Regions from separate parts of the Homo sapiens genome. Here region 2 is linked to region 1. Evidence: read pairs that join two places in POLR2A ChIA-PET (ENCODE). Cell type or tissue: OCI-LY7. All regions are shown on one strand. Each heading gives the region's core, and the rest is flanking DNA. Links, peaks and the distances in the headings are about the cores only. Region 1 overlaps LOC105371677 (a long non-coding RNA gene). Region 2 has its middle 17 kb from the start of ATP6V1G3.

What was found. ChIA-PET counts read pairs that join two places held together with the same protein. Peaks named below come from ENCODE experiments on the same cell type or tissue, not always from the same donor. Only the 100,000 strongest peaks of a DNase experiment are listed, where the experiment ranks them.
Region 2: POLR2A ChIA-PET joins it to region 1 with 16 read pairs; 4 of 35 experiments call an interaction of 5 or more read pairs at or near these places.

What each region holds. Positions count from the first base shown.
Region 1 is chr1:198,489,116-198,493,529 of GRCh38, reverse strand. All of the region lies in intron 1 of LOC105371677 (a long non-coding RNA gene), which reads left to right. Among named protein-coding and RNA genes, the nearest start is that of ATP6V1G3, 49 kb to the left of the region's middle. In OCI-LY7, for the core only: no CTCF peak of the experiment used is centred there; no DNase peak of the experiment used is centred there.
Region 2 is chr1:198,555,115-198,559,528 of GRCh38, reverse strand. No RefSeq gene overlaps it. Among named protein-coding and RNA genes, the nearest start is that of ATP6V1G3, 17 kb to the right of the region's middle. In OCI-LY7, for the core only: no CTCF peak of the experiment used is centred there; a DNase peak (open chromatin) is centred at 2,428; H3K4me3 peaks cover 1,005 bases; H3K27ac peaks cover 1,459 bases.

The sequences.
Region 1 (4,414 bases), core at 330-4,329:
TGCGCCTGGTCCTGCTGTAGCCTTGCAATGAGCCAGCACCTATGGTGGCACCTAGAGCTGCCCGCCTCACTGCAGCAGCCGTGTCTGACTGTGCGCAGTGGCCGGACCCCATGCTCACTCGCTCGGATACCCTTGCTGCTCTGCTCTAGCCTCTTCAGAGGCATGGGATCCAGGACAGTAGTGTGAGCCAAGCACAGCCTGCCAAAACAAGTAAGCCCAGTGGGCCCAAGCAAAATTTGGGTGAAGGTGCCACCATCCACAGAGGTTTCTGACCAGAAAAGCAATACCCCCAAGGATCCCATAACAATTTCACTTTGAAACACAATGTCTTTTTCAAAAGCTTGAAATATTGAGTTTCTTTGGTGTGTGTGCAATAGCTCAGCTTAAGCATTTCCTTAAAACCTCTAGTAAATTCCAAAGAAACTAGTAACTTGGATGTTTCTGTGCACATCTAATGAATCACAAACTTGGCTTTGAGTTTTCAACTGTGATTTATATGATCTGGGATACCAGGGATGTTGGTGGTTGTCTTGTCTTTTATGTCTCACTACAGACGTAACTAAAAAGATGAATTAGGGATGCTTAGATTAGGAATTTAAAAGCAAGTTTTGAGAATGTTTGTCCAGAAGGTTGAGAAGAATCAAAAGAATGATGGGTGCTACAAGTATTCTGAGTGTTAAAATAAAATGGATATTATTAAATTTCTTATAAGTAGAGGTCTATGCAATGTAAATATAGAATATATTATGTAAATATAGAATATACAATGTAAATATAGCCTATATTTACATTGTAATAAATATACAATGTAAATATAGGCTATATTTACATTGTAATAAATATACAATGTAAATATAGGCTATATTTACATTGTAATAAATATACAATGTAAATATAGAAAACCTATATTTACATTGTAATAACTGCTCACATTTTAAATAGTAATTGTCTTCCAATTGTTTTGTTATTAAAAATTTGGCAACCTGGGCAAAATTTCATTGTCTGTTTGTAACACTCATGATGCATTTTGCATAAGTTCCCCACCACTCCCCACAACATACACCTTTTGGCTTGTCTTAATAAACACAAACACGAAATCGGTTGAGTAATTTGTAATGATTATAGAATTGTACTTTTAACATACATATGTAAATAAGTAGTGATCAATCCTATTTCATACATTTGGAAATATTTAAATCCACAGATCACATTTTGGTTATTTTTAGGACTATTCCTATCATCTTTTCCTGTGTCTCAGTTGAAACACCTTCTCGTATCTTTTATAAAACTATTTCCTACATTTTCTTTCTGATCTTCTTTCATCTTTTTATCATAACCATAAGCATGTTTTCAATCTGTGTCTCATATTGAGCTGCAGAGTTTGGTTGAAAGAACCTGGAGTAGGAATCTGAAGTTCCAGGTCCTAGTCTGACTCCACATTTTCAACAATATTTATAAAGCAACAATAGTATAATCCTACACTTTAGTAAGTTCTTTATACACATTTTTCAATCTTCATAGCAATCATATAGAAAAGTACCATTCTTCCCATTTTTGAGGTGACAAAGCTAAAGTCCAGAGAGATTAGATAATTCGTTCAATGTCACAGAACTAGCAACTTTAAAACAGGGACTCAAACATAAGTGTGCATAATTCCAAAGAACATCGCCTAAATTGCCTCATTTGTTATGTGACCTTGTGATTTCCTTTTTCTTGTTTGGAAAACTGGCAACCACCGGAGGAGCTTCCTGCCTGCTTCCTACAGTTGGTAAGATTCAGTGTTTGACATATGCTAGAAGTTAGAATACCCATTCTGTTATCCTTTAAATGCCTTACATATGCACAGTTTGAAAATCTTTATTCTGATGATAATCTTGTCCAGAAGGCATCTTTTATTTTTGGCCACTTATAAATCCTAAATCCAGGACCTGGGTCTAAAATAAATTTTACTCCTTATATTCAGCCTTTTGATTCATATTAAATGAAGACCATGTTTTTCTGCTTTCCGAGTTTCATATGCTGCATCTCTAGTGGCTATATAGTAAAGTATCAAAATATATTTCTACTTTAAGCTGTACTGGCTCCAATTTTGTAAAATTTTATGTTGAATTCTTCGAAGGCTCGTTTCCTTTCTTACTTCTTAGGTGTGAAGCTTTAGCCTTGGCTCTGGCTAGATGGCCCTCCCTCTGTCTGTCCTGGGCCTAGGTCCCGTCTACAGAAGGCCTATTGTTCTCATTTTCCTTTGCTTTTCCCTCCATTCAGTTCTATGATGCTTTTCCTCCTCTTGGCTTTTCATCCTGGGATTCAGACAAAGCTCCCTCTCATGAAGTGCTCTCTATCTTCATGAGCCATCTTCTTCCTGCTGCTCTCTTGGTACAACCTCTTATTTACCCTCAGCTATTGTATCTGTTTTCCTTTGTTTTCCTACTGCAACCAGAATTCTATATTCTTTATTTTTCTCCCGCACTTCAAAAAGCCTCCTCTTTCCGCGTTCTCTCCCCTCCCGGCCTCAGCCCCAGGAGCCTCCCTGCATTCAGGTGGGCTGATCAGACTTGCTCCAGTGCTTTCTAGCAGACCCTTTCATTCCAGGGCCTAGGAGGGCACAGCTGCTTCTGAATCCCTTTTATTATAACAAGCTATGGGGAAATTTGTCCTTTTTCACCATAGAGGTTACAAAGTATCACTCTGAATGAGGACCTCTACTATGTCCTTACTCTCCAAACCCAAATCACTTCTCCACAGCACAGCAAGTAAAATGATAATAGCCTCACTCACATGTATAGGAGATTTTTGGCTCTACCCTATAAAAGGCAGAACTCTTCTATTTTCTTACCAGAAAAGTTACTTGTGATTAGTTATTAAATGTTTGGCTTAATTCCTCTCCCTTTGCTAATGCTTCTTTTTCCTCTCTTTCTTAAGAACTCTCCCCACTTGATGTTTTCTCTCCCTGGTCCCCAACAAACCCAGTACCTTAGTCCATGAAAATTTCTCTACATTCTCAGACTTGTACTCCTACTGCAGAATTTCCCTCTACATTCCTGGGTTACAGATGATAATAGCTGTGTATAAGTTGGATTTAATCAATCTTGAGGGCTTTTGAAATCTAAAAGAGGAACTGGTTGGCCAAATTGTCTCTACGATCCAGAATAAGAACTGAACAATTGTCTTGCCATGTTTTTGGGACTGGTATATACTCATGGGGTCTCCTGCCTGCCAAGCAGTGGAGCTGCACTGTCTACAGCCTCTTCTTTTCATTTGGCATCTACCCATATCTCTCAGGACTTGGCTAGTATAAAAAATAAGGAAGATTTGAACCAAGAATTGTGACTGATCAAATAAGAGTCTCTAGTGTAGTTCTAGTGCAGGACAAGGGCAGGGAAGGAGAAGAGGAGGACAGATAGCAGCACAGAAGTTGAAAGACAGAGTTTAGTTTTTTTCAGTTAACAGGGCTCTTTATTGTTTCTGAGAAACAACATTTCTGATGAGCTCATTTTAGAGTAAAAATTCATAGGTTTTATATTTCACTCCAAAATGTTTCTTGACAGTATGGTGGCTTGCAAAGATGCAAATTTCACCCCAAAATACAACATTATTCTGTAATAATATAGTAGGATAATATTTTAAAGAGACTATATATTAGAAAACAGAAATTCAACAAGAAGAGTATTCTTGTTTATAATTTAATAATACTTTCTTCTTGTTGTTGTTGTTATTGTTTTTGATGGAGTCTCACCCTGTCACCCAGGCTGGAGTGCAGTAGTGTAATCTCAGCTCACTGCAACCCCTGCTTCCTGGGTTCAAGCGATTCTCCTGCCTCAGCCTCCCGAGTAGCTGGGATTACAGGCACCTGCCACCATGTCCAGCTAATTTTTGTTATTTGTAGTAGAGAGAGGGTTTCGTCATGTTAGCCAGATTGGTCTCGGACTCCTGACCTCGGGTGATCCACCCACCTTGGCCTCTCAAAATGTTGGGATTATAGGCATGAGCCACCATGCCATGCCCAGCCTAATAATACTTTCTTTGAACATGGCAACAACTATTAAAGCTTATAGAAAATACCAGCACAGGAATTTGAAAATACTAAAATTGGTAAAATTAAAACATTAAAATGTAAACTATGTTTTCTAACTTGTACTATAATTTTGATAATTATTTTTACTTGTATTTCTGTGATACCTTTTTAAAATAAAAAGTATTAAATCTTTAAGATAGAATTCTGGCAGATTATCATTTTGGAAAAGTTTTGAGCACAAGATTGCTTCTTAATACATGTCAGGTTACAGTTAATAAAAGCTTACAAATCATCATAATTTAATACGCAATGTGTCAATGAAGTGATCTGAAAGCAGTTAATTGGCTTAACAAATGGATGTTTAGGTATAGTCAGTCTCATTCTGAAACACCTGTTGAAGGA
Region 2 (4,414 bases), core at 109-4,108, 66 kb before region 1:
ATTCTACTTTGTGAAATGAAAATCTCTTGGTAGTCCAATCAAAATATGCATTGGTATTTCTCATATTGCATTTTTTATCCCTCTATTATGACTCAGAACTCTGTAAGGTTGAGCAGGTGTATCTAGGAATCAAGTAACATGAAACTTTGTCTTCCCTAGTTATGTTTTTTTCATTCCAGATATATAAGCTTTTATTAATTTTTTTCTCTCTTGGGGACATTATATCTTCCAAATATTTGCAATAAATTTTATAGTTATCCACATGAGGTTCATTAGTTGTTCAGATGAGGGAAGAGTGAAGTCTGGCTATATATCTAGGAGAGTCAAGAAGAGTTTCTTTACATCTATGTTGTAAAATGTCTCAAAAACATGTCCAGATATCATACATCTCTGATAACCCTTTGAGCCAGGATATTGATCAACAATTTTGCATTGGAAGTATATGCCATTTAACTGAGTTGGTGTTTCTCATTATACTCACTGACATACAAATAGCAACATTATCAAGTCCTGCCTTTAATCCACAATGGGGAAAGACTGTGTGGTAAAGCATGTTATTTCCCAGATTGGGTTTATACAGATGTCTGGAGACATTTAACGTATGCAAGAAGTTCTGGGAAGTCATGGGATGAATAGGAGGCATCCTTTGGAGTGGCATCTTTTCTTGAAGGAGGAAAAGAGTCAAAAAATTTAATTTAATTTGTAAGTTATAAAACAGATAATATTGCAGCAAACATGTAACAGGATAATAGTACACTAATTTGTACCAAGTTAAAGATAATAGTGAGATAAATGAATTTTGGACACTTAATATAAATGTCATGCTTCAGCAGAATGTATTCAGCTACAGCAATACATAGCATCCAGGCTAGACAGTTTTTTCTGTTTTTAGGACTACTTTGATACAGAAGTATGAGACGTGTGGTAGAGTGAAAGTAACACCAAGCTTGATCTTTCCCCCTTGCTAGTGTTGTGAACTTGAAGTCCTGTTAAAAATGTGTGTGTGTATATATATATACACACACATATATATACACGCATATATACACACATATATATGCACATATATACACATATATATGCACATATATATACACACTTATATATACACACATATACACAAATATATACACACATATATATACACACATATATACACATATATATACACACATATATATATACACACACATATATAATATCCAAAATACTGTCATCAAATCAATATCGCGGGTTTTTTGAAAGAATCAAATATGATAATGTGGCTGAAATTCCTTTGCCACCTGAAGAAGAAGAAAAAAGTGGATTTTTTCCATTTATTATTTTATTTAGCAGACATTTATTGAGCACTGACTCTGTGACAAGACTTCACTAAGTATGACTCTTCTCTTCAAGGAGTCTACGTGCTGAAATAAAGGAGACTGCAGTGATTCGATCACTTCAATAGAGTGCACTGAGGCCACTGATAGGTGTTTGTGCTGAGTTGAGTGATAACATTTGAGGAAAAACCTGAATGTAGAGGAATAAGCCTCAGAAGACAGCTCAAGAAAGAGAAGTCTGGGCAGAGGGAACACTAAGAGGCCTGGAGGTAGAAGCACACTTCATTTCTTATGGGGACATTATGTTTGAGGAATAGCATTTTGAGGAGTCAGCACAGTTGCATGGTTTTCTCCAGCAATGTGGTTAACATGGAAAAGAAAGGTAGTTAGATTTTATGAAGGTTGAGGTTTATCAGGGTGATTACAAAAAGGGCTTTGAATGTATAAAGCAAAGAAGGGATTTTTATGGAAGAATCATGGACTCTAAAGAAAGACATGGAGGAAGTCACTGGGACAGAACATGGGTTGAAGGCAATGGACAGGGAGTAACATGAAGGTGGAGAATTGCCCGAGTGAGACACTAAAGTACAAAGAATATTTGAGGGTTTGGCACAGAAAGAAAACAGAGATAAAAGTCCAGGGAAAAGAACACGATATAAAGCAATAGGTGGAGTAATAGCCCAGTTTTGTAAATCTCAGTAATACTTGGAAGGATACACAACAAAATGTTAATAGTCGTTATTGCAGGATGACAGAATTATGAGCCAGTTTTATTTTATTTTCCCTGTCTTCTATATTTTCCAAATTTTCTTCATTCAATATATATTGCTTTTGTAATTGAGAGAAAATTAAAAACAGATGTGGTATCCCAGAAATACGAGAGTAAAACCAAACAGGTAATTAAAGACAATCATTCCCAGACCTGAAGAAATGGAGAGCGATATTCAGCACCACGGAAGCATCACAAACTGATTCCAAGATAGACCAAACTGCCACATCTACTGCACTTCCTTCATGTCTGCACCCTCCCCCCAGCCTCCCTTCCCTCTCCCGGAAACACACAACAAAACTCACACATACAGTGAGAAACTCACACACTAGCACACACACATTCTCACTTCTGCACTTCCTTTTTCTTAAGCTGACAGGAAGCCCTAAATACCATTAACATAGGCAACCACACCCCTTGCATCTCTGAACATTTCTGCATGACTCTGGACAGTTTTGACTGTGCCCTTTGTTTTCACATGGTCGGCTTTGGAACAGGTAAATGTATTGGGAAGGCCAATTTAAGCCAGAAAAAGTTCCTCTTGAATAATTCCAGTTTCCCTCTCCTGCCTCCATCTTCCCATCCCATCTTCACTTCCAATAAAACACATTAATAAACATAAGTTTATTTTCCATCCAGCTCTGGGGGTGTGATTTGACAAAGGGACAACTGATGATCCCCTAACCAAATTTTAGTAATGTTTCTCTGAGTAATTTACCAATGCCACTATCCAAGCTATTGGGGTTCTCTCCCAAAGACCATTGTCTTGAATCCACAGGCATTTTTGCTTATACTCCTCTAGCAATTTCTGCTATCTACAATTCCAGTTCCTTGTCCACCACAGCACAGCACATGAGATTGGCTAATTTTAAAACATCTAATTTAAATTCAGGAACAGGTACAACCAGTGTATAGATTGCTCAATCTTTTTATGAACTATTTTTTAAATCGTTTTTTTCCTTCTACTAATCCTAGCTCTTTGAGTCTTACTCCATTTTGGATGGTTTATCCTGCCTCATCCAAAGACAAAGATTTTTTCTTTAGTTATGTTGGTCCTTGGAAAGGCAAATTTGTTTTGTTTAAGCTGCAGATCTCCAATTTCAGTTTCATTTTAGCTTCAATTGGATGAGTTTCCCTAGATTTGGTACTCAAGGTTCTCTGACTTAACTTTGAATTTGCTTTCCTAAATCATTTAGCTTCAATTCTGTGGTTCCCTGCATCATTTAATCTGTAAAATGTAGTCCACATACAAAACATACTCATGATCTTGAAGGAAACTAAGATAGTGTATACAGGGAGATATATATATCTATTTTATATATATAGTATATACATATATAACATGTATACATATATAATATATAACATATATTATATATGTATACACACATTGTATATATAAAACATGTGTTATTTATACATTATATATAAAACATCATATATATGCTTGGAATATATATATCTATATCTTGGAATATCTATATCTTGGAATATATATATATTGGAATATATATATATATCTTGGCATATATATATATATCTTGGAATATATATATATCTTGGAATATATGTGTGTGTGTATATATATATATATATATATATGCTGAGAAGGTGTTAGCAGGGAAAGGAATGAACCTAACTCTGGGTCAGACAGACCTGCAATCAAATTCCTTCAGTGTCACTTTTTAAAAGGCTGTATGACCTTCAGAAAATTACCTAACTTATTTGAATGTTAATTCTTTAACCAAAAAAATGGAATTATAATCGCCTAATACAGTTGTTTTGAAGTGCTAAGGAAACAGTGAGCACATAGTTCCCAGAACAGTGACTGGCAGTGACACGTGGTCATTTACTTCTTTCCCTCTGTGCCTTCCATTTGGGAGTGACTATCTTTTCATCTGTCAGATGTCAGCCATAATATTAGCACATCTGCAGCCTAAGTTCAAATGAACAAACCTGTCTCTCAAATTGTTTAGAGAGAAATATGTACTCACTGCCTAATAATTCCGATGATTTTCTATGCATGGTCTAGCATTCCAATTGCACTAGCATTTATTAGGCCTAACTTGGGGGGCGGATTCAGATATCCAACTGGTCTTACAATCAACCAGATTTTCTTGAATAAGAAAGAAATTCCGGCTGGGGGCAGTGGCTCACACCTGTAATCCCAGCACTTTGGGAGGACGAGGTGAGCGGATCACCTGAGGTCAGGAGTTCGAGACCAGCCTGGCCAACAAGGTGAAACCCTGTCTCTAGTAAAAATACAAAAATTAACTAGGCATGGTGGTGGGCAGCTGTAATCCCAGCAACTTGGGAGGCTGAGGCA